2 separate regions of the Mus musculus genome follow, and region 1 is linked to region 2. The links are chromatin loops, found by intact Hi-C in ENCODE. Cell type or tissue: left cerebral cortex. All regions are shown on one strand. Each heading gives the region's core, and the rest is flanking DNA. Links, peaks and the distances in the headings are about the cores only.

What was found. Peaks named below come from ENCODE experiments on the same cell type or tissue, not always from the same donor. Only the 100,000 strongest peaks of a DNase experiment are listed, where the experiment ranks them.
Region 1: a loop joins it to region 2, with 3 times the contacts of the local background. A loop is called at or near these places in 2 of 42 quality-filtered maps.

The regions. Positions count from the first base shown.
Region 1 is chr4:70,021,302-70,032,416 of GRCm38, reverse strand. No RefSeq gene overlaps it. Among named protein-coding and RNA genes, the nearest start is that of Cdk5rap2, 380 kb to the left of the region's middle. In left cerebral cortex, for the core only: a CTCF peak has its summit at 10,549 (motif pointing right); a DNase peak (open chromatin) is centred at 7,286; H3K27ac peaks cover 652 bases.
Region 2 is chr4:70,295,219-70,311,179 of GRCm38, reverse strand. It overlaps Cdk5rap2 (CDK5 regulatory subunit associated protein 2), which reads left to right. Exons shown (of 37, transcript NM_145990.4): 15 at 3,891-3,985; 16 at 8,966-9,096; 17 at 10,505-10,614; 18 at 12,232-12,360. Among named protein-coding and RNA genes, the nearest start is that of Cdk5rap2, 110 kb to the left of the region's middle. In left cerebral cortex, for the core only: a CTCF peak has its summit at 3,725 (motif pointing right); DNase peaks (open chromatin) are centred at 3,755 and 7,109.

The DNA of each region.
Region 1 (11,115 bases), core at 3,116-11,115, 280 kb after region 2:
GTGACCTGCAATAGGTGAGCACCTATGAGTCATGGAGGGGGCAGAAGAAAAGGTTGGAAGTCACTGAAAGCCAGGGTGGGAAGAAATCCTGTTTCTGAATCCCAGAAACCCAAGTTCAAACTTTCTGTGGGCTCCTGCTCCCATGTGGTACTCATTAGTTCTCTCCTGGCTTTTGTTTCTTCACTTGTCACCCAGGAATAGTAATATTCTGAAAAGCTGTAGTTTGATTCTCTCCATAGGCGGTGTCATCTAGGGGTATCTTTTCCATCGCAGGCTTCTCATGATGCAGGCGTCCTGGGTGAACACCAACCCGGTCATTTTCAGCAGGCGTCTCTCATTGGATAAGATAAGAGCAACATTCTCAGGTTGAATTTTTTAGGAATATACTGAGGCCATCAAGAGCCCAAGAATAGACAATGAGCACCCTGACAATGAATTGAAAGCCCAGTTTTTACATAAAAGTAAACTTATATATAATAATAAACTCTCATTACACTTTAGAATTTGAAATTCAAAGGAAGTTTTGCTGGGAGATATGGGTATTGCCTGCCTGCTTTCTTGGGACTGACTTTACCCTCCTATGGTTTTAAGGAACTGTGGCTGAGGGGAAAGAGCTGCTTAGAAGAATTTTGGTCATTCTGTCATCACCTTCTTTGTAAAAATGAATAGAAGCTATATGAGGATGCCCAAAAGAATTACTGAAATAGGATGGCATGTTTTGATTTGCAGATACCAGCAAATGTACAAATACAATGGGGTAGATGGTTCCTAAACAAAGCATGCAGGCACCCATTGGATAGGAACATAGGGATCCTAGAGGTGTCACTATGTTGTTTGGGTGGTCATATCAAATTATATCATATCATATCATATCATATCATATCATATCATATCATATCATATCACATCTCATCCAGACTGAGACCTTTGAGAATGCAGGAGTGCTATCCATAATTTTCTGGAAAGGCAGGATAAACAGGAGGGCTGTCAGAATTCAAAATCCTCTATTCCTAATTTTGTATCCCTTGGTTCTAAGAGCTCTTGAGTAAGACACATTGTGGATTTAATGACAGCCTTGAAATAAAAAGAAATAATTATATGTGTCCATTGTAGCATACATGCTGATTTCAGAGATGGTGAAAAGATGTGGTTTAAAATTGACAAAATTTATATTTTGACATTTTGAAAAATTGACAACATACTATCATGTTAGAGTTCTGAGGGATGTAGAACAATCAGAGCTTCTTCATCCCTGTCACGTGCATTCCATAGGACAGTGGCTGCACATTCCATAGGACAGTGGCTGCACATTCCATAGGACAGTGGCTGCACATTTCACAGGACAGTGGCTGCACATTCCACAGGGCAGTGGCTTTCTTCCTTTGGGCAGGCAGATGAGGGAGTGCTGTTTGTGGTGAACAGTCCAGTTTCTGTTCCCTAGCACACCCCAAAGGATGCCCAGATTCCTCCTTTCTTACTAGCCACTTCTCTGGACTGATCACAGCCATCATCTGGGAGACTCATTTCCTCATTCTTTCACATGAGGCTCCGTTGCTTGGTAGCAGTCCCAGGCATGTGCAGGGGTGACCATTTCATTTATTTCAATACAACCTATGGGAATGTCTTAGAAAGTTTCTAAATTGAGTTAATTGAGTTAGGAAGTCCTAACCAAAACTTGTGGATGTTTGGTGAGAGGTAAAAAGGCAAACAACAGAATCACAATGAAAAGTGAAGTGAAGGAGAATCCAACCAAGGCTTCCCTTAGGAAGATGATGCAGAGCAAGAGGGATAGGATGAGGAAAGCATCTTCTCCACCATGATGTCTATAGGAGGACCACCTCATCCAGGAGTGTTAAAGTAAGCTCACAGTTAGTCTGAGCTAATGATACATTGTCTTTAAAATGCAGAACAAAATATAGAGGGCAATCCTTATGAGAGTGATAGGGTATCTTTGGGGAAAGGGAACTATAAACTTTAGTTTGGGATATCAAGTCCATTTGAGAGAGGTTAGGGAGCAGGCCTTGTACCTTCCCAAGAGACACTGATAGCTCCTTGGAGAGAAGACTGAGGGTATGGAAGAGGGGCCTGGTCCACACTCACTTCCCAGAGACCTTGCTGTCTGGCATGCTATCTCTGCCTCTATTGAGCATTGTTCTCCCTTGGTGCCAGACTTTCCCACAATGCCATGCTCTCTTTGCTTCCTGTTCTCTGTTTTCTGGGGATCTCGATTCAGGATTGGTTTCTAGCATCTTTAATTTTCATGAGAAACTTATGGAGATGGGTGCTTACCTGTGTCTTCAAAGGACATATTTTGATGTCTGGCTTTGAAACTGTAAAGATAACAGGGAAAAGATAAATCCGAGGCTCTGGAGAAGTCTACAGAGAGCATGGAAGAATCAATTAAACACTGCACGTGTTGTTGCAGACTGCTGAAAGAATTTTTAACCATGTAGGTGCCATCTATCAATTCAGCCTCTTAAACCTAGGACTAGCACAGTACCGTGGCAGACAGTCTTAGCTTCTGAACTATGCCAAGTGTGGAAATCAAAGCAGCAGCATCCAGTGTGACCTTGAGAACACCTCTTCATTCTTTGATCTACATTTTAGTCCTTTCCAAGCATGGTGTCTTAAATAGAGCAGGAATTCTGAGGGTGTGCCTTTGAAATTTTGAGTTGTAACTAGAAATCAGCAGACAGCTGATTGCTTCCAGTCATTTACTCATTCATTTCGTTCAGAAGATAATTATGTACTGCTTCTTCTATTCCAAGCCTTGAGGGTAGAGTGAGGCATAAAGTGGGTGACTTGAGGGGAGGGGGTTATGATGGTAAGTAGTGTAGTGGTTGCCGATTTGACAGTTTATAGCATCATCTGTTAGACAACCTATGTCTTAGGGGTTTCTAAGTTGGGTTAATTGATGTAGGAAGTCTCACTCTAAATGTGGACAGCTCCATTCCATGGAATGGGGTCCTGGACTAAGTAAAAAGAAAGTGAGCTGAGTGTCAGTCTTCATCTCTCACTGAATTTCTGACAGTAGATGCAGAGTGAGTGACTGCAACTGCTGCCTTCCTCCTCATGATGGAAAGAAACTGTGAGCCAAAATAAACTGCACTCTTGCTTCATCTGGTAGCATTTTTAGGGATTATTTTGCTGTAACAACAAAGAAACTGACAAATACACTAATGCAAGGTTTTGTGTAAGGGGTAGAGGGCTTGCCTAATAAACTAAAGGCAAGGATTCGATCCCCAAGAATGACAAAGTAAACAAATGATAACAACAGAGGTAACCAGGATGGTGAGGACTGAGCTTTGGGAAGGAGAGGACAGAGTATATCTGTAAAGAAAGAGTTCCTGGAGTTACTGGGGTGGTTTTGCTGGGCATGACCAATGCCAGTGTAGTGTGGAAGAGGGGCTACAACGGAGGCCCAAGGGGTAGAAAGAGGTCATAGGACAAGAAAGATTGCTAGCAGGGCTAGGTTGCCTTTTAGAAGCATTAGAAAGCAACTGCAGGGTTCACACAGGGAAGAAGAATTCACACTTATATTAATAGTGGAAATCACATTGTCTGTCATGGGCAAAGTGGAAGTAGGAACCAGGGTAGTGCCATGACTCATTTATCTTTGGAAAATCTTGTTTTAGATAGTGTGGATTTCTGTGTCCATCTCTGAAAGACTAGGTCAGGAGGACTGGATCACACTTTCACAGAAGACCTTATATAGTCACATAGAGGAAGATCCCAGGACACTGGATAAGGGAATTTTCAAAATATTGGGTAATCCTGAGAACACCTACCTCTGGTTATCTCTGCCTCAGCCATGCAGAGAATGTTAATGAGATAGCATGCAGCAGGGAAGCCAATGACACTAAGGGATGAAGGTCCTTGGAGAACTCATGCTGTGCTTTAAGGGGACACAGTCACACTGTAGTTTAGAAAGTTGCTAGGTTTTTAATTATAACTCTAAAAATATTCCTTGGATTGTGTGGCAAACAGAATCTATAGTAATATCCCCTGTGCTTCACAGTCCCTTGTTCTCCTGTTACCCACTCCTTCCCCTTCTCATCCTCCTCCTCTTCTGCCTTCTTCATATGTGTGGTGCATGTACATTCTTGTGTATATGTAGATGTACATGTGAGTGTGTAGGTATGCTGGCATGAGGCAATGTTCTTGGGATTTTTCCTTGATCATTTCCTGTTTCATATTTTGAGACAGTCTCTTGCTGACCTCAGAGCTCACTAAGTCTTAACTGGCTGGTGAGCTCCAGAGACCTGTTGTTTTTGCCCTTCTGCATATTCCAGCTCTGGATTACAGACATGTGTTGCCATGGCCAGCGTTTCCCATGGGTACTAGGTATATGTACCTCGGCCACTGTGCTTTCACCGATTCATCTCCCTAGCTCCTTTCCTCCATTACTTCTACAAATTGTTTGCTGACATCTGAGTGGGAAAGGAACATCTATGTGTGCCCCATGTTATGTTTCTTGTCCCCAGTGGAAACAAAACCAAAAACTGTCTAATGCACGTCTGTTCATCTAAGAACTATAGAGCATTGTTTCCTTCAAGTCTATTTAAACAGACTTGTAAGATTAGTCTAACTATAGCTAGAATGAATGTTCAGACTAAATGACCCTTCCCTCATCCTCCTTCATGACCTCAATATTCCTAGTTTTTCCATACTCCAGCAGTCTGCGTTGATTTTAATCTTTCACAGGTCTCACACTCTCCTCTACCTTAAGAGTTTTGCACACTCATCTTTGCCAACTTGAAAGCCCTTCATACCCATATATAACTATCCCATTTTCTTTGAATCTTAGCTCAGTGATTACACTAAAGTAAGCTTTCTCTATTGTCACCTGCTACTCCCAATCTGGTGCAGTCTACCACCATTTTACTTGACTGTTTGTGTGAAGTATTTTCTTTCTAGACTATGGGGACAGAAATGACTTTTTGTTTGTTTGTTTGTTTCTGTTGTGGCTTCAGTTCCCAGCAGCAGTGCCTAATATATAGCAGGTGCACTGTCAATATTTGTGAAATGATTACATGATGAGGCTCAGACCCTCATACCAAAGATCCCAAGAGATTAGAAATCTGCACTGCACCCTGGTGACCTTCTCCAGAACCATGAACACAGGAGTGTGCATCTCTGCACCTGGAGAAGAACCCCCTTGGCTAGACAGGGAGAGGCCACCTAGAAGACACTATCCTTGCCTTGCTTTCTGATTCCATTCTGGAAATTAGCTACGTGCAATTCTTCCTGGTACACACACCACTCCAGACGTCAGTAGACTTTGCCACCATTGAATGCCAGCTGGAGTCTCCAGGGAGCAGCCCTAAATCACACAGCTAGCCTGAGGTGGGAGTGTAACCTGGCCTCCGCCATAGATCACGGGCACGTGGCATGCATTGTATATCATCAAGCTCCGTAAAGCCTCCTGCACCTAGGGAAGCTGCTTGAAGCAGTTCGCTGAGCAGCGGCTCAGCTCAGGAATAATTGCCCTCATCTGTAACTTTCCCTCCACCCCAGAAAGCTGTCTTCTTTCCTTTTCATTCTGTCCACTCTTTTTTTAAAGCTCTTCACTCTATTTTCTTGTCCTTTTTTCTCAATCTTTTCTATTTTTATGTCTTCTCTTGTTTGGCTAGAAAATTGCCACGTGAGGGCTGAAGAGAAAACTCCTTGAGGAAAGTGTGCTTGTTGTCCAATCACAGGGACTCAGGTTCAGATCTCCAGCATACACGTCAAAAAATAGATTTAGTAGTGAACATTTGTAATCCAAGCTCTGGAGAAGCAGAGATAAGTTGGTCCCACAGACTTGTTAGCCACCAGCCTAGCCTAATTGGCAAATCCCAGGTCCCAGTGAGATAGCCTATCTTACAAAACAAACAAACAAACAAGAGGGTAGCTTCTGAGAAGTGGTGCCTGAGATGGAAGTATACCCAAGGTTGACCTCTGGCCTCCACAAACTTGTGCATATACACATCACCATTATCTACACATACACATATAGAAAGAAAGCTGCAATGTGATCAAGTCACATAAATTTGGGAAAGGAATGGAGGACTCCTGAGAGAGTCACAGAACACACCGATGGCAGAACCAGAAAAACATCCACTGGGATGTGAACCTGTAGGGAGAGAAATGGTATGTGGCCCTAGTAATGCCCAGCTGTCTAAGTAGGGCCCTGTGTGTATAGGGTGGAGTAGGGGAAGAATAGTATTTCCAGGACCGACAGAGGTATGAATTCAGATCCCCTTCTGTTTGATTTATAAAATGTGTAAGGATCTTCTTGGTATCTTGAATCGAGCTGAGGCTCTGAAGATAGCTTGGCATGGGTACCAAAGCCTGATGGCTTGGGTACCTTTTCCCTGGCTCTATTTTCCTCTGTCTAAGTAAAGAATCATTCGTCCTTTACAAAGCTACCGTGAAAAGTGGAACAAACAAAGGGTGGACTTTCTAACAAGCTGGGAGAGCCCCACAACTAGTGAGCCTAGACCATTGCCTTCAGATCTGTTCTCTCTGGGAGCACTGTGTGACTTTTCCTAAGGAGACATGGTCAAATATCTGTATAACAACAAATGTCCAAAGAAGCGATTCTATCATAACCTTGCTTAGTGAGCCTGCAAGTTTATAGAACTGACAGGAGTATGGAAGAGGGTGTTCCTTAGAGAGGCATGGATGATTCAAAGGCAGCTGTGTCACCCAAAAGCCCCACCTAACACTGGTGGCCAGTAAACCTCGGAGAACCTTATGTTTATACCCTGTTTATTTAATGGTGTCAAAATGCTTCAAGTTTTAACATCTAAGTTGTTCTGGCTCCAAATGTTACCACCTTAGACAATAGATGTCTTCAATTTTAGTTCAAGAAAATGTCTAGAGAGACTTGTTCATAGTAATTCTATTCTATCTACCTCCTCATTCTCTGAGAGAGTTGGACCTAGGTGAAGGGAGAAAAAGAGAGAGATGGGGTCGACAACAAACACACACACACACACACACACACACACACACACACACACACACACACACACACTACAGATTATCTATATGTAATGTAGATGATGTGCATACATACAGACAGAAATACAAAAATACAAAATGGAAAGGTAGTTGGGAGAGACAAAGACAACCATGCAGAGGCGGAGCAGATGGGGGAATCAGATTAGGAGGAAAGAGGACAGAGATAATAGGAACCATGAGCAATGCCTCTTAATGGGGTCTAGAATGTACAGGGGTGGAATTTTCACAAATCGTATGGTGAAGAACAAAAAGAACTCTGGGGTACTGCCAATTCTCATTTACCTCTTCATAAAATATCAAGCTGGCTGCATTTGAGGAGTGTTGCTATAAAGAGGAGAGAGAATGAGCAGGAATAGAGTTGGAAACAATTTTGTCATCATCCTACAGCCTCTGGAGATGGCTGGCTGGACACTGAATCTTGGAGAGAGCAGATACTAGGGGAATGGTCTAGAAGTTTCTTCTAGTGCATTAACACCAAGGGAATCTCAGAGACAGATACACTTGGCTTCTGGCTCATCTCTAACTTCCGTCCACCTGCTCTGCTTGATCTGGCATTCCATTGCACTACTGGTTATTCAGTCACTTCTGAATCTGTTGCACTTGCTGACTGCCCCACTTCAGTGACATGAAGGTACCATACTGATTACGGATGGAGGGATGTCACTTCATAATCAGTATCATACCTTCATTCTCTTGTCTATCATACCTTCATTCTCTTGTTCATTCTATTGTCTGCCAGCCATGTTCCTGCACCTCCCAAATGCCTCTTTCTACCACTTATGACGACGACAACCCCATTTCTTCTGTTCCTAGTCTGTTCTGTATTTTCTGGACTATGCTACATTTACTAATTGAATCTCTCCTGCATTGCCTTCTCCTGTGACCTATATTGGCTACACTGCCCAGAAACTCCCAATGTGAAGTTTGGAACATGGTATTCCTTAGATCAGAACCCTAGGATGGAATGGTGCCTGAGATCCATGAGATTCTATGCCAATGGGGGCCATCGTGTCTTGTTCCTGCTTTGTTTCCACATGTGTATGTTGCTGTAGTAGAAAGTGCCAGTGATGCCTCTTACTCCCAACTTCTCACTCTGCTATCTCTTCCAGGGATGTGCTCAACCCCATGCCATAGGACCAAAGACCTCCCTCTTCCAGGGATGTGCTCAACCCCATGCCATAGGACCAAAGACCTCCCTCTGAGATCAGTGTTTAGGGAGTCCCTTTTTAGCTTCTCAGCCAGTAATTTTGTTTCTCACTGTGTCATGCATGGGCACAGATAGCTAGAAAAAGGCTCATCTGTTAGTTTAAAAAAAAAAGTCTTCACTGACTTCCCAAGTCCTTTGCTAGGTGTCCTCTCCTGCCTCGGTGAATGATGAAGCCCTCATTGATGCCATGGCTGTTAAGGACACAGCAGTCAAACACTTTTCTCTACCTTGTTCAAGAGTAGAGTGGCTGACACCTCTAAAGAGTGTCTGAAATTACCTTTCTGAATGAATTAGATATGGAACCACGAAAAGAAAAGGAAAGATTTTCTGTCCCTGAACATTTGCTGTTGCTGTTTAGATGAGGCAATAGGAGCTTGGAAAGGATGCCCACACATGACTTTATTAGTGGACAAAGCAGAAGCCCTTTGTTTTCTTTGGCTGACCCAAGAGAGCACCAGGGAGACAAGAGTTGCTATGGAGGAACATCTGCTCCCCATTTAGAGGGACATGGGAACATCTGGACTGGCAGCTGAGGTGCAAGCGTGCTGATCAGAGCAGGTCTGGAATGCCACAGATCTGGGTGTCAGCATTGCCCAGGCATGGGCCTCAAGCTTTCCAAGACCTCGACTTTCCAGGCTTTTGAGTTGGGTGTGGGGAGGGGGAGCGGGAGAGAGTCTAGTTTCCTGTTATCAGGGTCCCTGGTTCCTGGTCCCAAATGTTCCTGGTTAGTGGAAGTAATTGGGGTCCTGGAAGAGTTGCTAATAAAGAGACTAATGTCTTTGAAGTGGACTGACTGCCCCCAATCCTTAAAATGCCCTTAGCCTGCTCCACTGCTCTTTGGCGTTTTCATCCTTGGATGCCTGTAGCTGTGTCCCATCTTGCTGAGTTCTTGTTTTAATTTTGTCAGTGTGATGGCATATCTTGGTTGCCAATTTGACTAAAACTGAAGCTTCTGTGCACACCCATGAGGAAGTTTGAATCTTATTGTTTGAATCAGAAGACTGTCCTAAATCTGGGCCACACACTGATAGTAGCTGAGGTAAAATAACCTGGAAGAAGGAAGTTTTGTTTTTTGCCTGGTAGTCCTCATTCTCACAGGCAAGACAATCTATCTTGTTTCTGTGGCACCAAAACAAATTTATTCAGGATCCCAGAATAGAATAAGACCAGTAGCTCTCCAGGAATTCTCCAGGACTCTAGCCTTTGACTCCTGAGATATTGGCCTTGTGGACTGAGCAAGTACTATATTCTTGGCCTTTTTCTCATAAGATAGTCATTGTGGAGTAGTCAGACCACATCCTGTGATCCAACCTCACACACACACACACACACACACACACACACACACACCAGAATGAATATACTTGAGTGAATACATTCATTCATTCTAATAATTCTGTCTCTCTGGAGAATTCCGACTAATACATTGAGTTTGCTGTAAAAAAAAAGTCCCACAACAACAATGTATTTATTCTCTTATACTTTTACATTTGAGCAGACACAAACCTTGACCTTATGGTCATCCTTCCTTCAAGGCTTCCAGGCAAGTTTTTGTTTGTTTGTTTGTTTGTTTTAATTTACTTTAGTGGTTTCTGGTAGCTTCATGCTTCTTTGGGTTGGGATAAAATAGCTCTTACCTGACTCTGGCTTCATGTGCTTTTTTGCTTCTGGGTCTTACCTTCACTTATCAGTCAGCATGTGGTCTTCTTTTCTGTTTTTGATTTCTCTTTTTGTGCCCGTTCAGACCAACTGTAATGTACTGAAGCTTGGTCATATCTGTAAAAGACCCGGTCTTCCAGTATAACAAGTAAGTTCATACTCTTGTGTATGTTTTGGGAGAACACACTTCCTCCCATTACAGTGTCCCTGCCTTTTGTTTTCTTTTACCTTTTCACTTTTGGGATGACCTCCAAAGGCTCCACCCCCCACCTCTGTGTGTGTGTGTGTGTGTGTGTGTGTGTGTGTGTGTGTGTGTTGACAGGGTCCACCATTAGAGCTTGCCAAGTGGGTTAGGCTATCTGACTAGTGTACCCCCAAGGATCTACCTATTTTCTACTTCTTCAGCACTAATATTACAAGTGTGCATCACCTCACCTGTTATTTTACACGAGTATTAGGGATTCAACTGGGATCCTCATGCATGCAAGTCAAGCATTTTAGTGGCTCAACTGTCTCCACAGCCCCAACTATGGCTTTTAATTTATCATGATACATCCTACTAAATCTACAACCACAAGTTCTTTTTTGTTGTGCATTATTTACTTTTAAGTTTTATTTATTTAATTTTTTTTACATGTATGAGTACCTTGTTTGTAGGTATGTTTGTGCACCACATACACGCAGTGCCTGTGGAGGCCAGAAGAGGGCAACAGATCTCCTGGAACTGGAGTTTCAGATGCCTGTGAGCTGCTGTGGGAATTGAACCTAGGACCTCTGAAAGCATAACAAGTGCTCAACCACTGAGCCATCTCTCTAGCCTCCTCTTTTGTATTATAGGCAGTACACAGTTGTAATCATGCTGTGCATACTGTTATAGGTCTTTGTTTTTGATACTTTGCATTAAACCACAGCCCTGGTTTTATGTCAAGAAACATAGTTTTGCATCATACCTTTGAAGAAATGTGTAGAGTGTCACCGTGTGCTTTTTGTTTCATCATCTAATTGTCTAATAATCAGCTGTTGGACACACAGGTTGCTTCTATCTTGTCTCTGTTGGTGGCATTGCCTTGGTAAGCATGGCTATAAGCAGCTGCACCATTCCAATTATTGCCATTTGCTAGTTCCCTTGGTGGGCTGCTATCCACATGCACATTCTCTGGGTAAACAAGAAGCATATGCTTTGCTAAGCCAGCAAAATTATTACAGCCAGAGCTAAAGATGAGGGAGGGCAGGCTCCTGAC
Region 2 (15,961 bases), core at 1-8,000:
CTCCATCTCTGGGGTCTCTGAGGGACTTTGAGACATGGGGAGGATTGTCTGAGATCCCAGAGATGGAAGGCAGAGAAAAAGAATGAAGACAGAAGCTAAGGAGTGTGGTGGGCTGCCAGGAAAAAGAGGAGGGGAGAGCTGGCTTGCAAATTGGGGCCTTGACATGCCAGTCCTTGTGGCTTAGAGCCTGTACTACTGAAATTCTCTACACTAGAATTCCATTTTTTGCTCTATTTTTTAACCCTTGGTTAACTTTAACATCACATACAAGTCCATATCCTAACTGCTGATTATCAGTGAAGTGGACTGGCTCACTTACAACTGAGCAGGTGGATATAGAACTCCGTATATTACAACTGAGCAGGTGGATATAGAACTCCGTATATTATAACTGAGCAGGGGGATATAGAACTCCATATATTATAACTGAGCAGGTGGATATAGAACTCCATATATTACAACTGTCCAGGGTTTTTATCAAGTGTGCAGCACAGCTCCAGAGCATGGTACATAGGGCGACACCCAGTGTCCACCCCATGCCAGGCACCACGCATTGATTAATTCACTTACGTCTTTTAACCTCCTGAGACAGGTATGGATGTGCTGAGGAGCCCATGTCCTACCTCATGATTCTGACGTTGATCACCTTCCCTGTGTCTTCATTTCTAGAATTGGAGGAAGGGTGTCATCTCTACACACAGTTGTATTTAGAGTCAATGGGAGACTACTTATAGAGTATTTATCATAACCAGCCTATGAAGTCGGCATAGCTAGTAATGGGAAAGGCAGAAATGGTGTACTGTGAGACAAGATACCCTGACTACATCAAAGACTTGGTGGCTTTCCTTGTCTTGATGTCCTTTCCAGTGCTTGTGTGCAGGCAAGCTCTGAGAGAACCCCATGGGGCCCTGTTGAATGCAGAAGCATTTAGGAATACTGGGGCCAGTGGCCTGCAGTGAGATTTCCAGTTGGATATCTACCTGGTGATTAGCATCCTTGCTGGACTTGGAAGAGCAGCACTGTTCTCTTTGGTCCTAGGGTGCTTAGCCTTTTGCCCACTGTGTTTCTTTGGCAGCCCAGTGTAAGCCAAAAGACCCATATCCTGGAAAATAAAAGGGTTAAAGGCACAGACGTTACACGTGCATTGGCTTAGGAAGTGAACCAATGTATTGAAACTCAGTTATCAAAGTATAAAAAATTTTCTAGATAAATGATATCTTTAATTGATATATACAAATAATAAAATTTAACAGTGAGGATAGTGACAGCAGCTTTGAAGTAGTAAGAAGAATAAGTGTTCTGAAATCTCTTTGGCACTTACAAATAGCCGATTTTAGCTGGCCGTGTATAGATCTAGCCTTAGTGCTCATGTGGCAACTGCAATAGAAAGATGGTAGTTTCGGTTGGAGGTTAGCGAACAGAAGGTGCAGCTGTGCTCTCTGGGCATATTTGTGTGTGCACCCTCTATGTGTTAGTGAGGTTGAGAAGACTGTGAGCAGCAGCCTTCACTTTTCCAGGGACGGGATATTTCCCTAGCATTCATGGAGCTACCATAGCAGGAATGAGCATAGACTCCTCAGTGCCACCTAAGTCTCGGGCTGAGTCACAGTTCATCGGCTGCCTCAGCAATGCTTTGCACAGAGGTCTGATTTGGAATCCCATCTTGAGATTTTCAGGCTTGATTCTTTAGTCCCATGACCCTGGCCATTTGAACTGTGCAGAACGGTTACCATGCTCTTCATGCGGGCCTGCTTGCTGTGTGTTTGGTAATGTGGTTTGGTTGGTGCATCTTTTGTGGAAGTATCATAGTGGCGATGCTTTGTTCATAAGTCTCTCTTGTTTTATGCTACAAAGTCCATGTGTCTAGTTACTAGCTATGCTGGCTTTGATATATTCACAAAGACTGTTTTCAGGTTCTTGACTATCCAGTTGCTCTTTTTTTTTTCTGTGTACTAGAGAAGAGTTTAGGGGCGGTGTCTGTAAATTGCCTAATATTCAGAGACTCACCCTCCAGGTTTAGCACCCTTTCATGTCTGTTGCCTGAATTGTTTATTACCATGATGGTTGCCAAATGGATAGGCTTTCTGACCCCATCATTCTTCCCATAAGTATTAATAAACCATTTTACTATAAAACAAAGCCTTTTTCTCATGTATTTGTTTGTATCAGTTTTGGACTTTGTAATATAATTATTTTGATGTTAAATTGTCTCATGTTTGTCTAGTAAGAGCTTTAAAATGACTTCTGTAACTTCTGGGCAAGTTTTCATCATTATTTAGACATCACCTGTCTGTCTGTCTGTCTGTCTGTCTGTCTGTCTGCCTGCCAGCTTTGTCGGATTATAATTGACAAACATCAGGATGTGGTAGCTGGGATGTAATTTACTGCCACATGGAGTTTTTGACTAGCATGCCCAATTCTCTGGGTTCAGTCTTTAGTACCAATAACACACAGAGACACACATGTACACATACCACAGTGTCACACATACAGACACACACTTAAAGTTATACAGTTAGCTATTGTGAAATAATCACCATAAACAAGATAATTAACACATTCATTGCCTCACACTGCTACCTTTCCCCATGGTTTCTTTTTTGTTTGTTTGTTTGTTTGTTTTTTAGCTGATGTCAAGTATGTGGCACTCAGTTGTTCACCTTCGTCATCTTGCTGTGCACTACATCTCTGGGACTTACTTGTATAACTGAAACTCTGTTTGATACCCTGCACCTCTATTTTGTCCTCTTGCAGAGGCTCTGGCAGTCATTGCTCAGATCTTACAGCATGCATCTTTTGGCACGACAGAATGCTGGGGACACATCATGCCTTTGAACTTTTTCTCTGTTGAGTACTGGAGTTAGCTGTTTCTCCAGATGTCTGTAGTTCTTTAGCATAATTTAATCTTAACCTCCATAATTTCAAGAAGTGATAGTCATTACCCATTGATTTTTAGGTGGGAATGTCCAAGCTATTAATTAGCAACTTTTCAAATCCCCAAACTGCTAACTGGCTGCACCAGAATTTTGAATTTGATGGCAAAGTAACATTTATGAGTGGGGAACCGCCAAACTGTACCCCTATTTCATAACAGAGATGCTAAGACTCATAGGTTTACAATCTAATTTCCCAAGGCTATACTAATTAGCAGTGGTCCAGCCCAGCCTCTGTTCTCACTGTTTTGGACACCTCTCAAATGCCACTCACTCTTCACTCTCCTGTATATCCTTTGTTTCAGGTTTGTGAGGTTTTTCTGTGAAGCATCAGAAAGTGTAGTGAGGCATTGCTAGAGTGTCATGAAATCAGAGGGATGGGTGAATCAAATGGCTTTGAGGATATTTCACAAACAGCTTTTGGGTATTGGGAACATGGCTTTCTACTTCGTGTTGAGTATTAGCTTTATAGTACTATCATGAAACACACAAGATATCTTATAAAGGGAAAAGGCTTGGTTTAGCGTACAGTTTTGGAGGTTGCAGCCCAGGCTTGGGCTGTTAGGTTGTGTTGGGAAAGCAGTGAAGGGGAACACCTGGTAGAAGAACTGTTCACTTCAGGTCTAGGAAGCAAAGTGAAACGGGGTGAGGTCCTACAGTTCCTCTTAAGGGTGTACCCGCAATTACTCTAGGACCATTCACCACCCCCATGTCTCAAAGAAATGTCTACTGCCTCCCATAGCGACACCCATGATGGCCTTCTGGGAAGTATGGAGACTGTCATTCCTGTCTCCTCCTGCAGGTGGTGCTGTGTTACTATGGCTTGAGCCTGAGTCTGGCTCAGAGCCTGTAGTCTGTGGTTTTAAAAATCCAGAGCTAGCCACATGTGTTTGCATAATGGCAAGCCATCTTCCTTGGCTTCTGCCCCTAATGTCAGATGCCCGTTGTCATTTCCAGGAAAAGCAACAATCAGAGTATGAAGGGCTGACTGGGGACTTAAAAGCAGAACAGAACATCTATGCCCATCTGGCAAAGACTCAGGACACAGACAGGTAAGTGATTCTCTTCAGACACTACAGCCACACATACTTCCTGAGTAGTACTGCTGGTTTCTGAGCAGGAAAAGCCCCACCCATCATAGCAATCCTTCAAAGTAGTTAGCTAGTGAACATCTCTTTTAATGGTCAGATATGCCTATTTTCAATCAAAAATTGACTGTTTAGAACAACAAAATTAGCATTAAAATAGAACATTTGCTCTGAGGTTCAATTCTTTATTGTGTATTTAGGAAGTTGCTTTATGTGTCTACTCTCAGATGTTTCTCATAGCTGTTGCACGAGGAAAATACCGATGTTATACCCATTGCATGTGATCACTTGAACCAAGAAAGGTTAGGTGACTTGTCCAAGGTCACACTGGTGTTGGCAGATCCCTGGGACCTAGCCATATCTCCTTTGAGTGACTTATGTCTGTAGAATTGCTAAAATGATTTAGTGTTGTTGCAGGATGGTGAGGACGGTCAGCTGAATCCAGTGGTATTCCTGTTAGCCTCCTGCCCCTAGCTCTACCTCTGTGTCCCCAGTAGGTAGCCTGTTCTGACCTCTGTTTGCGCTTCTGTAAATAACTGGTCTTTACTCAGGATAGTTATAATTGAAAGATGACGGTATCTATTATTCATTTCCAAATAATAGAGAAACAGAAGTGGGTGGTGATTGTGATGGAGCAAGATTGGCCATAGCTTCCTGGTTATTGGTCTATGGAACAGAGAGGTGGAAAAAGGACTCAGTATTTTAGTTTGCTGTTTTCTGAGTATATCCCCAAATTTCGATAGTTAAAAGCATGACCCTTCTTTTTCTTTTACCAATGCCTTTTGCTCTTCCCACACTGGACTCTTCAATATTCCCTAGCCTATGTGCACCTGCCTCTGTCATGCCCTGCTGTTCCCTGCTCTAATGGGCCGGTGTCTCCCTACTCTGTCTTAAAATCCCCCTTCAGAAGTAGCCCAAGTCAGGAGGCTCATCTGGTCCCCAAGTCCTCACTGTGTCCCCACCCCCTCTCTCAAAGCAGGATTCTCTATCTGCAGGGACCAGTTCCCAGGCATGGCAGAGCAGGTGCTAGGGGACTGCTCTGTTTAGGAATGCCCCTCCTCCAGCACTGATCGTCCAGGTTATGAAGTAATTTTCAGACTTTAGATCTGAAATGAGTTTAGAGAAGGCGGAAAATATGCTAATGGAGCTGGGCTGTGTGGACATATCTCAGGAAGCCTGGCCATTTCACTGTGGGGAAGGCATGGAGTCCGGCATGGAAGCTCAAGGGGGAGAGACATTTTTCTTTCATTGTATAATATCTCTGACAGGATCCCGAGTAGACGCTGTGCTCAGTGGGGCTTTAAGGGTGGGATGTAGTTTCTCTTGAGCACTCTCAGCGTCTGAATGGTTCCTAGTTTTGTAAGCTTCTTCCTAATGAATAAAAACATGAATGAGACTCGAGAGGGCCAAGGCTGTAGCTAATGAACAAGGATGCTTAAAAGGTTTCATATTCATCCGTGGACCTGGATTCACATCCCAGCTCCAGCACTTACCAGGTCCAAGCTTTTGGATTCCACCTCTCACCCTGAGTCTCAGTTCGTGTGTTTGTAATGTGGTGAAGGGCTGGCCTGCCCACTCCTTACCTAATCCTTGCCTATTCCAACTAATATCTGTGCTTTCCTACTTACCTCCCTTCCTCCTTCCTTCCTTTCTTACCGTCCTCCTAACTTACCTACCTCCACATCTACTTACCTGTCTACTTTCCTATCCACCTCCTGTCTTCCAGCCTTGATAACATTGTTACATAGCATGAAATAGTTCAAATGAGAAGGCCTCTATAGGTTCATGTATTTGAGTACTTGGTCCCTGTTGAGAAGGCCTCTATAGGTTCATGTATTTGAGTACTTGGTCCCTGTTGCTGAAATTGTTTTAGAAACATTAGGAGGTTCATTACTACATGTGTGTTTTGAGGTTTTAAAAGCCCACACCTTTCACCGTCAGCTCCGTGACACGTACTTGTGTATCAAGAAATAAGCTCTGGACATGTCCCAGTGCCATTCTTCTCCCTGCCATGATGACTATAGACTAATTCTCTGAAACTGTAAGTCACAATGAACTCTTCTATATGCTGCCTCAGTCATAGCATCTTAGAACAATAATAGAAGGGTGTCTGAGGCGTGAGGATGAGGCTGTATAAATTTTAATGCTGCCTGGTAGTCATGAAGCTCTCAGCATTTATTAGTAATAGCATCAAAAGCCCAGTCTCCCTGTCCTCGCTGCAGATAGATAGCTATGGGGTTTTGAGTGCTCAGACCTTGGTGAACACAGAAGACAAAATTATGGATGAGAGCCAGTTGAGTTCCTCGTTGTAGTTTAATACTGCTCACTCTGGAAATGTCATAAAGGTAGTGTCCTATGACGACATACTTGTGATTAAAGTGAGAAAGGAAGGGATAGCCATCATGAGCCTGGTCATTTTAGCTTGGCAGTACTCATAAGTTGATGATTTTAGTTCCATATTGTCGTGAAGAATGATCAGAGCTTAGACCTAGGATCTATGTGGAGGCCCTTGCTGAAATGTTCTTTCAACCAGAGGTGACTTCAGTTGTTGTTTACCTCAGCGGTATGGGAATATTTGGGGCTAGATGTATATAGTCTACAGCGGCTATCCTATATACTGTAGGATGATGATAATATTCCTAGTTCTGCCTGCTGGCTGGTGTCATACTGCTCTATCCAGGTATAGTTATGGCAACCAAAACTGTCTCCAGATAGTCCCAAATATCTTCAATGGGTGCAAAATCCTCTCTAGATGAGAATACCTATTGCAATTCCCAAGGCGGGGGGAACTTTGGATCATCACATGAATAAGAAAAGGTAATGATGTTTGCTGAGTGTATACCAAGCTTCCTCATATAATACCTCATTTAAGCCCCAAAACCAACTCACTGGAACATGGTAATTGTCTCATTTTGTAACTGAGGCAGCTTACTGGACTGGCCTAGTGCTGTAGAGCTGGTTAGCTGTACTGTCCTCCTTTGAACCTCGTATTTCTCCTCCTGGCCATTCTGTTCTGCCACCTTGTTCCAAGAAGAACGCACAGTGCTTGTTTTTCTCTGAGCAAACCCACATTTGTTCCACTGGTTTCTCACACCTCGCAGAGACTCTGGGGTTGGGAAAACAGAAGTGAGAGATCTGAAGCATCAGCTATGCACTTCTCACCCTGTCAGGAAATAGAAGCATTAGTGTAGTGGGTAGCCTGCCCCAGCCTAATGGGAGGAGCTTCCCTGGTTAAATGTCCCGGCAGCATGCCCCATGCAAACCTGTGCTGTGCTGTGACACCTAGGGAAGGAATTCCATCTGCCAAACAAATGGACCCTTATGATTACGTTGAAGGGGAGGTAGGTTCAAGTTTCATAGGCCCTTCTGCCACATGAAGGCTGCTTCACAGTGAACCGTCCTCAGCATACAAGCAGGAAAGAATCAACAGAAAACCACATTTCCTCCAATGTCTGTTGGTTTGTGTGTGTGTGTTTTCATTGATGGAGCTGGAGAAGTGGAGCTTGAGTCTGTTTCCTACAAAAGCCCAGCAACAGCTCCCAACCACTCTAGGAAAATGTGACATAAAAGCTTATGAGCCCTTGCCCCAGAAAAATCCATATATTTATACATTTTTACAGATAGTTACAGAGCAGTGATGAACCCTGTCAGGGAACTGTATGTCAGATGCTGGAAGAGAGCGATATATTTCTTAGTGTTTAAGCAGGAAACTTTAAAAATGTTCACTTTAAAAATGTTCCTGTGCTTTGATCCACTGCATAGCTGAGCATCTTTAAGGAAGTAACCCGAATGTCAAGCTACCCAGCGGGCTCAAAGCTCTACAGTGGGGACAGTGTCTGTGCTGCGGGTGTCCTCTGAGAGCTGAGTGTGTGTCATTCAGATCATGGGGCACTTGCACATGGATGTAAGTCCAAATCCTTTCTCTGGATCTGCACCGTCTAGAAGAACAGCTATTAGCAATGCGATTACTTAAACTTACACTTACTTTCCATTTAATAACATTAAACATTCAGTTCCTTGGTACATTAAGCCCCATTTCAGATGTTGAGTAGGCACATTAGCTAGTGGCTGCTGTATTAGACAGCGTATAGAACATGCCCATCACTGAAGGGACTTCTTTGGGAAGAGTTCCTCACGATTAATGCAGCTCTAAGAGGCATACCCTTTTTATGTCCTCACTGGGTTCTGGGCTTCTTGTACTGTGTTGTTGACCAACATGTGAAACCCAATACCTGCACTTACAGAACAATGCGTTCATACTGTGCATCTTTCAGTTTGGTTGAGTTACTACAATCAAATTCTATTGGCCATAAATTGGTCTGCTTCTGTCTTACTGTGGAACTTACCTTTCTTTAGTTTTCCTTTCCTCCTGACCCTCACCCCAGTATAATCTTTAGCTCTGATCCCTCTCTTCTGAAGCCTGGATGCTGGGTGAGCGAGCCTCCTATACACTAAGGCTCCTCCAGGCATTAGTCGAAGCAGTGGAGCATTCTCGAGAATGAGATGCCTTCTACCTGCTGTGCCTGTATTAGACATTAGCAAGGAGTGAGTCGGAGTGAATGGAGAACTGTCACCTGCTCGGAAACGATGTGCTCATTGAAAAGGTTACCAGAAACCGTTAGGAATATGGGTGAATATTTAAGCAAGGGACACACAGTTCTACTTTGCACGCCTAGTGGCATTTAGACTTCGAGGAAACACTTGTGGAGAAAAGGATTCAGGAGAGATAGCATGTGTTGATCAGTGGGGGCATCGTGGCAATTCTTATTTCCTCCATAGTTACCTTTTCTTTTGTGATAAACATGATTGCTTTTATAACCAGAAAAAAAAAAAAACAACAACAAAAACCCTACATGTGACATAAAAACCCCAGATTTGCTAGGCTTTGTATCTGAAAGCATAAATGAATCTGTCTTATAGTTTCTGCTGTCTGCTTTTCCCAAGTGTCAGCAACCTGCAGGCTGAGCTGAAAGAGGTCCTTGCCCTTCGGAAGCAGCTGGAGCAGGATGTTCTTGCCTACCGGAACCTGCAGAAGGCCCTGCAGGAGCAGCTCAGTGAGATTCGGAGTCGAGAAGGTACAGGCTCCTTTCTATGCCTTTCCCGTTGATTGTTTTCCACAAAGTGTCTTAGCTGAACATAAAGAAACCCTAGACCAGAGGTAGAATGTCCCCAGAATCGTCTCTACTGACTGAGTCTGCATCTGCTGGGCTTCAGCCTTCCTAAAGGAAGGGGCCATTAAAAGTCTCTTCATTCTGTAGAGGATTGATCTATGGCTGGGTTGTTTCCCACCCACCTATGTGTATTATTTGCTATTCTAGCTCCAGATAACCTGGGGCTCTGGTAATCAATCCTCATTGAGTGCACTTTTCCTGCCTTAGCTCCACAGAGCAGGACCACACAGACACTGAGTAAGATTGCTGGTTTAAAATCATGTACAGAGGCACCAGGACTAGGAACCATGGGATGGCACAGTGCATCTGGGCTCTCTGTTTTACTATGCATTGGGCACCTTATATTCTCGTTGGTGTCTTGGCTCCTTTCTGCATCTCCAGTCCTGCTGCTTGGCATGTGTGGTAGAAACTGGTTGTTGCTATAGTGCTTGACTTTTCTGTAGCCTGTTCTAGGTACAAGGTGCACAGCTTTAGGCTCTTGCCTTTCCATCTCTGCTCCTCACAGTCACCAATTTGGCAGAGAAGGTGTTAACATTCCTGTATGGATGAAGGCGCTGAGCTGAGCTGGGCATGGAGCCATTCATTGATTTGCATCATCTGACCCAGGATGTACTAATTGGAAGTCGAGTGCTCTGTTGTAGGAGCGCCACCCCTGGCCATGTGTATTAAACAGGACTCTGTGGTAGTGCTTCACTCAGTGAATGTACTCTGCCTCGGATTCTTCCCGCGCTAGGAGAATGCAATGTGTGCCGTGGGAAGCAAACCCTAACACACCGGTAACCGATACCCTTTAGTATTCCCACTGGCAGGCAGGCAGGTTTTAGATTCGGTGTATACTCTCTTCCTAAAGAACTCTCGAACTTTGGGACCGGAAAAGTGTATCAGCCACTTTCATGTACCTTCAAGTTTGTGCTTGGGATCTCATCTAAATTCTGTGTAGTCATAGCTAAGCCAGTCCCGGTCTTATTTGAACTGAAATTACCATTTACTTGTGCCATTGATAGTGGTCTCCAGGTACAGCACTTGCTAGGCAAATTAAAATTCAGGATTGGCTACAGTAATAGCCTACAGAGCAGATGAGCCACACATTGAGCCATCAGCTTTGTGAGCATGCAGTTACTTTTGCTGTGAAGGCTATGCTTTGACTCCTGTGTGCTGCAGCTCCCCTAACCCATCCCCTTGCAATTGCTTTGGGTAAAAGACATGGGGGAGAGCCTTGGGAGGAACTGTTTCTAGTAGTGTTTCTCCTGTCCCCTACCCTACTCATTCATTCATTCATTCACTCATTCATTCATTTATTTATTTTGTGCAGAAGAGCCGTTTTCATTTTATAGCGATCAAACATCGTATCTGAGTATTTGCCTTGAAGAGCACAATCAGTTCCAATTGGAGCATTTTTCTCAAGAAGAACTCAAGAAAAAGGTATTGACCCGACCTGTTCACTTCTCGGGCCTGTTCTTATCTCTTTGGTTCCTGATCTCAGAAGTATGCAGGTCTCAAGCCCCTTTCCTTTCCTGCCTGCTGTATCTTTTAGGAATTGCTGCATGGCTTCTTACATGCATGGAGCTATCAGTGCTCCCCAGGGTAGATTCTCATTTCTGGGCTGGATACCTTAGCCCAGGCCCACTTTCCTGAGAAAAGTGGCCCACCGTCTACAACGAGCAAGTCACATTTCTCAACTCATTCACTTCCTTGTACCTTATACTGCTTGATCTCCTTCCATACTGATTGGGGACTATTTGGTTACTTGTGTCTACATGACTGGAAGGTGAGCCTCTTAAATATAGTATTAGTGTTATTTTTATTTCTTTCCTTCCAGGACCTGGCACATGTAGCAGGAACTCATAGATTTGAACAAATGTGGTTTTAAGCTTGATCATTGCATCTATCTTTTTTAAATGCAAGGTTTTCAGTCTATAGATATGGTTAAAGTGGCATAATATCTCAAAGGATCATTGTTAGGAATAGGTAATGTGTGTGTGTGTGTGTGTGTGTGTGTGTGTGCGCCAAAGATTGGTGTTGGGTGTCTTCCTCTATCGCTCTCCTCCTTATTTTTTTGAGCAGGGTCTTTTACTGAACCTGGAGCTCATTCATTTAACTAGATTGCTGGGCAGCTGGATCTAAGAGTTTGCTTGTCTTCCCTCCTCTCCTATCACCATGGGCTTCCAGGCTTTTATGTGGGTGCTGGGTATACGAATTCAGATTCTCATGCTTGTGTGGCGGACACTTTACTGACTGGCTATCTTCCACTCCATGGATCTGGGCTTTGTTTCTCTTTTGAGTCTTGCACATCTACGTGCATAGATGAGGTAGATTTTTTTTTCTTTTTAATTTTCTTTAAAGGTTAAGAACCTTTTGAAAAATTATTAGATGTTGGCATTTGGAACTCATAGGAAACAAAATGAGTCTGCTCAATTGCCTGTGCACTTGGCCTAGCAAGACCTGGACCTGGAGTACTGGGCTGAGCTTAGGCACTGTGTGCTGTCTTCCTTGGAGTCTGCTGCTCTGTCCCATGTTGGCTCTTTGATTCTTGGTACGTGTTACACAGTTTTCCAGATGTGCCAGCTGTGCCAGCCAGACAGTGAACTTCTTTGTATGACTGGTTCCTCATCAGGAAGGAGTTTTGCCGAGAATGATTGACTAAACCTCGTAGCGTGTGTGTGTGTGTGTGTGTGTGTGTGTGTGTGTGTGTGTGTGTGTGTATTGCTCTAAGGACAGCTCATTATAACTGTCATCGCTAACTGTGCATAGAGAGAAGGAGGTCTCTGCTATGAAGGATGATCTGACATAGTTGGAGAAACTTCACCTCTGGGGAGTCTTTCTTCCAGAATGCTTTGTCACAAGACAGAAACATGTTAGTTGCCATTGACCAAATGCCTCTAGTGTTCTGTGGCTGTGATCCTAGCACATTCTCATTCTATAGACCTTATTCTAACCTTGTCAGTAGACAAGCTGCTGAGGATAGCTCAGGTAGCCTTCTCACAAGTCTCATGCCTCTGCCTTGAAGTGAGACCTCTATGTCTTTGCTCTTTCCTCCAGGTCAGTGACCTCATACAGCTTGTGAAGGACCTGCACACAGACAACCAGCACCTGAAGAAAACCATTTTTGATCTCTCTTCTGTGGGTTTCCAGGGAAGTGACAGACTTGAGTTAACAAAACAAGAAGAGGTAAGAAGAAGAGTCTTGCTTGTTGCCATGTGCTAATTGCATAGAGGATACCTGACATAGACACAGACAGACAGACAGACAGACAGACAGACAGGATACCTGACATAGACACAGACAGACAGACAGACAGACAGACACACACACACACACACACACACACACACACACTGCATGTCTATTTGAGGGAGTTCTTTGAACTTGCCTTTGCTGTGGTAGAGTCTTGAGGGCCCCGTTGGTCATTGAGTCTGTCCATGTGCTTCCTCCAACTCAGGCCATGTCTTACGTGCTTGATATCCTGTGATGTTACTGTGGCCTGGCTCTGGGTATTTGCTGCAGATGGTACATCTGATGAGTGATGTCATCTTAGAGCTCTTTGGAGAATGGCCATGGCTCCAGAGAGCTTGCATAGTATGCGTCCAGCCTTGGAATATCCATAACTTAAAGGAAGATGTCTACATACCCCACCTGCTCCCCACCCCCACGTCACTTCTGACATTTGTCTCTTTTCCTGTTTGTAACCATGCTGTACAGGGAAGGACCCTGAAGCTCTGTTGGGAGCAGGAGATGTTGAGTTCCTCTAGGCGTGGCTAGCTCATCTCTCCAGTGAAAGAACCCGGCCCCATGTGTGAATCAGTGTCATTGCTGAAGCCAGGCTGTTTCACCATGAATGCAAAGGATCTTTCCTTACAGAAGTCCCTCAGGATCAAAACTGACATTTTCCTGGGTGGACTTAACTCAGCCTGGAATACCAGGTATATAAGGCCTCACATCTATGGCCATACCATTTCTTTGGAGAGGTTTATGGGCTGTCTTCCCACTTTCCCAGTGGGAACTGCTCAGAGGTACTATATTTATGCTGTGCTTTGGCCGTCTGCTTTCTTTGAGTCAGGGATTATTATTGATCTTGGCCTCCAGGGCTCCGGATAATTTTGAAAACCAAGAGCAACGGCAAGCCACTTACGGGAGAAACAAGTCTCCCAGCTTACTTCCTCTGAGGCTGAGTTTTTAATAAGCAGCTCCTTCTTCAGCAGCTCCATTTGAGCTGTAAATGCCGAGTTTTGTTTGTTCATTTGCCCTTTGAAAAAAATCTGTTAAATGTCCCATTATGTCCTTTGGAGAATAGAGGCCTTTTCCTCTGCCCACTCTAAGATCTTAATACCAGCCGATTTGGATTTGAGTCATTTGTCAGATTGCACTTCAATTTGATGTTCCCTGTGAAAAGCTTTTTCCTTTAGCACAGTTCCCCTGCCTTCCCCGGAATGGGATGGGAGTACATGCATGTAAAGATGGTTATATTTTGGAACTGAGAGAGGAGAGGGATCCAGGATGAGGTACCGTGGGAAAAAGAGGAGACTGTTGTTCTCCGGGAGGGAGTGTCAGTCTCCTTCACAAAAAACAAGGCAGGACCAGCTGGAAATGGCCACGTTGTCCACTGCTTTCTCTGAGCAGCAAGACTTATAGGGGGAGGGAGGGCAGAGTATTATGTCTGTTCTCTTGGAGGCTGTAAATCAGAAAAAGAGACTACAGTGTACAGCTACAGTGTACTTACATATATAATAAATAAATAAATCTTTAAAAAAAAAAAAAAAGAGGCAGAGCCAGGCGGATTTCTGAGTTCGAGGCCAGCCTGGTCTACAGAGTGAGTTCCAGGACAGCTAAGGCTACACAGAGAAACCCTGAGAGAGAAAGAGAGAGAGAGAGAGAGAGAGAGGGAGAGAGAGAGTGAGTTGGGGCTGGAAGGGGAGAGAACAGAGAGAGATCTTAGAATATGGATAACTGACCTTAATCCTGTTGATTGAAAATAGCACAATCGCGATTTCTAAGCCTTCCCTTCTGATCTGATTGTGCCACTTGCATTGAAATGTGGTTTTCTCTCCTGTTGTTTTTTTTAATTGTCGTTTAGTCATTGCATCATTACCATCTTGCAGAGGAACTGCAGTTTAATGGCCTAACTACTTGTTGGCACATGGATTGCTTCAAGTGGTTGTTGCAAATTGTCTGTACACAGTCTTTCCCTGCTTTAAAGTTTCTTTCCTTAGATTGTATTCCCAGATTTCTAATTCCAATGTATACTGATACGCAGCAACCATACAGTTTGTTTTGAGCTACCCTCCCCTAACAAGTCTTGTTTTGTTTTGTTTTGTTTTGTTTTGTTTTGTTTTTAGAGACAGGGTTTCTCTGTATAGCCCTGGCTGTCCTGGAACTCACTTTGTCGACCAGTCTGGCCTCGAACTCAGAAATCCATTTGCCTCTGCCTCCCAAGTGCTGGAATTAAAGGCGTGCGCCACCACCGCCCGGCTCCCTAACAAGTCTTAAATGATAAAGGTAGGAATAGTTTGGAGGCCTAATAGATTTTGTCTTGTTTCTTTCCAAAGAGACTGCCCCTAATGAGAACCATCCCATGAGGACTTGAAGGGTGCACATTTCCTGAGTGTGGATAGTTTATGTAGAAATCATCCAGGTGACCAACTGCTATGCTGCTGTTTTAATGAGTTTAATGACAAAAGTCTCTGTTGAGGTGCACCTGTTTTCTTATATGTGTTTGCCAGTTATTACTTGATGCTACAGGAGTCACCATCATATAGGGTAATTTTAGCAGGACATAGTCAGGGTAGTGAATGTTGAACCCCATGACTGCAGCTTGTGGAACTGACATCTCTAGTTGGGGACATGTGAGAAGGAGGATGCTGACAAGATATAGTACTCAGGAAGATTAGTAGTTGCTGTCACTTCCTTGTGTTTTTTTGTTGTTGCTTTTTGGTTTTTTGTTTTTGTCATTCTGAAGTGTGGTTAGAGAGCTGGGGATGGGAAGACATGGAGATAGAGCTTCATTTAATGGAGCTCAGGTGTTAGTAAGGCTGTCACATTGATTAAGAAATAGACCTTGGGTGAATCTCCAGTAATGGCTTGTAAATTTTTCCACCTGGCGACCTGTTTTCCCCTGAGGAGTTTCTACACAGTCTTAGCCATCTAGCTGTGCACAGTGCACAGCTTCTGATAACAAATCATAAAGAAATGGGTTTTAAAGCAAGCCTTTGGTGTACACATAGTTTTACCATTTTTTAAAGATAGAAGCGAATTTAAATGCTAATGAGGTGGATGTACTTGTTTATTTTTATTTAAAGGCTTAAATCTTGGCTGAATATTTATCATGTAGGGCGTATAGGATCTGCAACATTGCTCAGAGTTGATTGACATTTTGATTTTATAATATCAATTCTATGAATGTTGCTTCATATAAATATGTTGTTCAGAAATGCAGAAGAGTGTTTAGGGGCCACTTCAGGAATTGCTGGACAGGGATGGAGAGATAACTCAGCAGCTAAGAGTGCTTGGTGCACTATAATGAGGACTAGATTTGGGATCCAAGTACCTACGAAAAACTGGGAGCCTTCAAATACCTATAACACTATTGGCCTCTGCATGTACACAGTTGCACACACATGCATTAAAAATATTTATGTATGTACAAAGACACAGATTAATACACAAAATGCAATAAGGTATAAAAAATTATTGGCAATTCTGACTTAATCTCAAGCCACACTTCATTTAACAAATTTTTAATGAGATTTTGCCACCAACTCAAATAGCAGTTTTT